2 separate regions of the Homo sapiens genome follow, and region 1 is linked to region 2. The links are chromatin loops, found by intact Hi-C in ENCODE. Cell type or tissue: GM12878. All regions are shown on one strand.

Region 1 (2,500 bases), 230 kb before region 2:
GAAAATATTTTTATTGGCAGTTCCCTTAAGTCATATTTGTTTTGTAACTAAATAGTGCTTGCAACAGAATTATCTATCATAGGGAGGGAAAGCTCCAACTCTTGAAAACTTTTCAATACTTTTTCTATATTGGTAGTTAATGAGAATTCTTAAGATAGGAAATAGACTGGTTATGACTGGTAATATGATATTGCTAATGTAATACAAATTATGCTTTAAAAAAGCCAGGTGAGGAATTCAGGATTTGGAAGAATATGACATACATATACATTTAACTAAAGAAAGGAGATTTTCTTTAAAGAGAAGATGTGCAACCACAATCAATCCTGTAAGTTAGTCCTTAATCCTGTACTAGCCAGTTTTTAGTATTAAATGGTCTGATTTAACACAAATGAACTTTTGTCAATGGTTTTATTTAGAAATAGCATTACTTCCTACTTTTAAGGAGGATTTTAATAGCTAATAAAAATTCGTTGTTCTGATAAGAACTTGAAAGACATCCTTACTCCCATATAATTGAGTATTTTGCTCTTCATTCAACACCTCAGCCCTTTTGGTTTGCTTAAAAAATGATACAAATTTTGTGGGAGAATAAATATAACTTAAATATTGCTGTAAATGTGTTGTATAATCATATTTTAGCCTGGTATTATTGGTTCTTCTGTGTATGAAATACTTTTAAACATTCAAAATATTCAATTTAAAAGTTTCTGGATAGGTGAGTGGTAGAGATCCATCAGGTACTTACTTGGTTGTGGAATATTTGTGTTCTTGATGCCATGACATTTTAAAGTTGTATTAATCCCTTTATTTTTCTGTTTGAGATGATTCAGTTTGGGAGGTTTTATTATCAGATCTAACAGAAGAAACGTAAGTGTTGTACCACAGGTCATCTAATTTTCAAACCATGTTGGTTAGTTAAACTGACTTTGGTGTATAATTATGTACCCGGTAGTCAGAGGAGTTCAAGTCGATTGCAATTCAACTCTGTGATTGTGCCACCAGTTAGGTTAACATCAGCAGTGAAGGGCCTTCATTGTGTTAAATTTTTAAATTCCGTTAAGATTATTTAAACATAGAAGGAGATAGGTTTGTGAAGCAAATTTCTAAAGCAGTATTAAGCAAAGAGAATCTTTTCTTCCTCTTCTTTTAGATATATCACATACATGTGTATTTTGATTAAAAGGAAAAAAATTTAATGCTTATAGTATAATGCGCATACTTATTTCTTATTTTTAGAATTTATTAAAACTAATAAAATTTGTTTGGAAATCTCAAAAGATCTTTAGTAGTATACCTGCAACCTCAGCAGTCCCTTTTTATCCATACAGATTCTCTGCCTATTGTGGCCGTTTGCTCTAATTTAAATTTCCCATGGCTTTCGGTTGCAGACTTGGTTTTCTGCAAGAGTGCCCATGCTTACATGGTCATATATTCTTGGTGACTTTTCCACTTTTTCTTTTTTGTTATTTTGTTGATTGCTAAAGAAAAAGGGGAATTTTTTTTTTTAAATTTGTTTCTTTGTTTTGATCTTTCTTCCTTAGCCCATCTATTTGTGTGTTCTTTGTTTTGCAGATTGGAAAGAATTATTGTGTGGTACTTAGATCCATGGGGACTAGCAGGGGAAAACTAATTTTGTTCTTGGTTTTGTTTTCTTAATAACAGAAGCAATTTAATTTTTGAGCCATTGAGAAGCTGAAAAGATATGTTAGTGTTATGCATGAAATTGATGGGAAATTATTAATCCTGAAAATTTGTATTCATGGTCACTTTACTGTTGGAATAAAAATGTTATTTTATAGTGTAACCAAGTTAATACTAGAAATACTAATTAACAGTAAGTGGTACTGTTATAAATCTTTAATTTAAATATTATTGTATATTAAGTAGTTGTTTACAAGAAATCTGTTGTAATCTGATAATGTGATTTCTCTTACATTCAATTTTGTGGTCCACAGTGTGTATATATTCAAATAAGCATATGAACATGCCTTTGACGGTGGACACATTTTTACTTTGACCAGATCTTAAGAGTTTGCTTTTTCTTGGCAAAACTTGCATACTTTCAAATGTGAGGAATTTTGTTTTATAACATAACTTTGTACTGCTGAATTTAAGTCCTTGAAGTGCTATGGCAATTTAGTTATTGTTAGAAGTCAAAAGTAGAGGTCTCTGTTCCCAACATCTCCCCAAAATATTTTTTCATTAATATTCACAGGCTTTAAAATATCAAATTATTGTGATCAAAGCTACTTCTGTTTTACAGTTGTTTTGTGAGGCTGGTGTCATACAGTAACATTTAACTGAATTTTGTATTTGCTAAATTAACATAAAATAATAAAGAGATCCTTTTTACCATTTAAAAAATTCTAATAATTTCCTAATCAGGAAAAATGATGTTATGATATACTGTAAATAGGCTAAAAAAAACCTTGTAATGTTGATACATAGGGAAAAGAGTAATTTTGATAATTAATAATTTTAGATTTTTTTCCTTTGA
Region 2 (2,500 bases):
TGTCAAAGTCGCCTCCGCCTCAGCCTCCTTTCACAACCCTGCCTCATCTTCCACACCAAGTCTCAGGGGGCCTGCAGGACCCACCATCATCCTGGAGAAGTCATGGGTCGCCAGCCACCTGTCTCCTGTGCCTGCACCCAACTAACCATCGCTTCCTGCTAATTTGCATTGACAACCTTCCTGCACTTGGCTGCTCAGGGGAGTTTTCTGGTTTTATCTCCTCAATTAACTTTGGCCTCCTGGGTCACTCTGGATTTCCCACTGCAGACCTGGCTGTGGAAGCCTGCCTATATGCTCCAGAGGATTCTTGTCTTTTCACGAGCCCTCCCTTCCCATCTGCAAGCCAGGCTGTGCACACAGCAACATCTTGCAAGGGAGTCTCGGCCATGGCAGGATTTTTGAAGTTCTGGTGGGTGTCAGAGCTGCAAAGGGCCAAAGGACTGTCTAGTCCACTCTAGCCCACCCGACTTTGCCTCCTCTCCTCACTTCACAGATGGGAAATTGAGGCAAGAACTGAGAAAAGGCTTGCGGTGGTCATACATCAAGTCAGAATAATGGCCAGACCCAGGCCTTGGTGCCCCCTCAACCCCCTCACACTCTCTCTGCCACATTTTGTCAACAGAAAACAATTTGCAAACTTCATCAAGTTAGGAGGGAGTGAAAAATGTGTTTAAATATTGAGCTTCAACAGCCTTGTTACTTCTAGGCACCTTCAGCTATTTGCAAGAATCTCTGGGCATAGCATGAGCCGGGCTGTGGCATGGGAGTGAGGGGCTGGATGGAGAAGAGGCCTCCCTCCTGGGCCAGGAAGCCGACTCCCATCCCCTCCTTTAGCACCGTGGACTGAGCACCTCTAAAATAACACCTCCCATGGAGTTACGATGCGTCAGGGAGCAAATGAACTCTGAGATGCAGGAACTAGACCTGAGGACAGGAGGAAACTGGGAAGGGAGTGGGGAGCAGCAGCAGAGCAAACAGAAAAGATGCCCGAAGGAAGCGAGTTCCTAGGCCACCAGGGGCCAAGACCCCAGCACGTGCTATAGATTATCTTGGGGTTCCCAAGAGAAAGAAACTCTCAAGATCAGAAAGTCACTGTTGTCTTGGAGGACTTTCAGAGATAATGAAGTCTAGAATGCTCTTGGTACCTATGGGGAAACTGAGGCCCAGAGAGAGCCTCGCATCCCATACTGAGTTGGGGGCAGAGCCAGGACTACTGCCCAGGCCCGACCCCAGTGTGAGACTCTTTCCACAAGGTGGGGAACCAGGGCGTGGGAGCAGGGTTTGCAGGAGACCTGAAGGAGGGGACATCTATGGTTGGGTGTTGAACTTTTTGGAGCCCTAGAGGCCAGTGAGGCAGAAACACCACAGAGGAAAGCTGGGGTTTCTCTGTGACAACAGACTCTTGTGGTGCTATGAAGAAACTGGTGTGGTTGTGATGAGGAAAGAAAGGCTGTGAAAGTGAAATTTCCAATTTGTGAGAGGAGGAAACTGCAAATGTGTTCTCCATCCCATGCAAATTATCTGTGGCCTTTTGTCCTGCACCTGCAGCGGCTCACAACATACACAACACCAGGGCTCAGACAGGGCTCAGGGTCCCGCAGAGTCTGAACTGGGTCTTCCAGCTCCAAACACAGCAGGAGCACAGGGGCAGAGAAAGTCTCCCTCCAGCTGTGGGGGTGTCCTGAGATGCCTGAGCTGCACCTGTAGGGTGTCTGCCCTCCCAAGGGCCTGCCAGGATGAGAACGGGCAAACCTGGCCAAGGTGACCCCATTAGGGACTACCCTCCTAGGGACAGCACTCAGGGCCGTTCCCAATCACCCCGGATTTCCTGTCCTGCTCGTCTCCTGCCACACCTCCTTTTGATCTACCCCCAAGACACCCCTACCTTTTTATTCTGTGAAAATTTACTCATGCTGTGGGCCCTGCTGGAAATGCCCTCCTACTGTTTCCCCAAACCCCGTCAGAAATTCCACGGGGAAACTCCCTTCCCTTCTGCTGCAGGCACCGTCACTGTGTCTCTCAGCTCTGCCCCCCAGCCTCTGAGTACCACCTTATCCTAGCCCTTAGCTACTGGCTTGTCATTGTCTCTTTACGTTCTCAGCCTCCCACAGAAGCCTGGGAGCTCCTCGAGGGCAGGTATCTGATTCATCTCTGTATCCCAAAAGCCCAGCGTTTTGCTTGGCACCCATTAGAGGCCAGGAAGGGCAAACCTCCTGTCAAATCCCGGGGGAGATGTTGCTAATCAGTCCTGAACACCGTTCCCTTGGAGACTCAGGCTTCTCAACGTGGTGGGTAGGCCCTGCCTGTCAGCCAGGACCTGCTCTCCCAAAGGGGCGCTCCAGAAATGTGTGACTCAGTTCAGCTGGAAGCTCCTGGCCCCTCAGAGGTTTGACGCCAGCCCTCTGGTGTGTGATTTCTGAGATACCAAGGCTTACTTCCTCATGACGCCCGCATGCTGCCTCAGCTTCACTCCTGAGACAGTCCAGGCAGGAAGCACAGA

The links. Peaks named below come from ENCODE experiments on the same cell type or tissue, not always from the same donor. Only the 100,000 strongest peaks of a DNase experiment are listed, where the experiment ranks them.
Region 1: a loop joins it to region 2, with 4 times the contacts of the local background. A loop is called at or near these places in 2 of 110 quality-filtered maps.

Annotation. Positions count from the first base shown.
Region 1 is chr9:37,139,799-37,142,298 of GRCh38, forward strand. All of the region lies in intron 2 of ZCCHC7 (zinc finger CCHC-type containing 7), which reads left to right. Among named protein-coding and RNA genes, the nearest start is that of ZCCHC7, 20 kb to the left of the region's middle. In GM12878, no CTCF peak of the experiment used is centred here; no DNase peak of the experiment used is centred here; H3K4me3 peaks cover 803 bases; H3K27ac peaks cover 2,448 bases.
Region 2 is chr9:37,369,777-37,372,276 of GRCh38, forward strand. The region is part of intron 1 of LOC124902153 (a long non-coding RNA gene); the gene reads left to right. Among named protein-coding and RNA genes, the nearest start is that of LINC01627, 24 kb to the right of the region's middle. RefSeq lists an enhancer at 57-206. In GM12878, no CTCF peak of the experiment used is centred here; DNase peaks (open chromatin) are centred at 155, 1,465, 1,915 and 2,175; H3K4me3 peaks cover 507 bases; H3K27ac peaks cover 2,500 bases.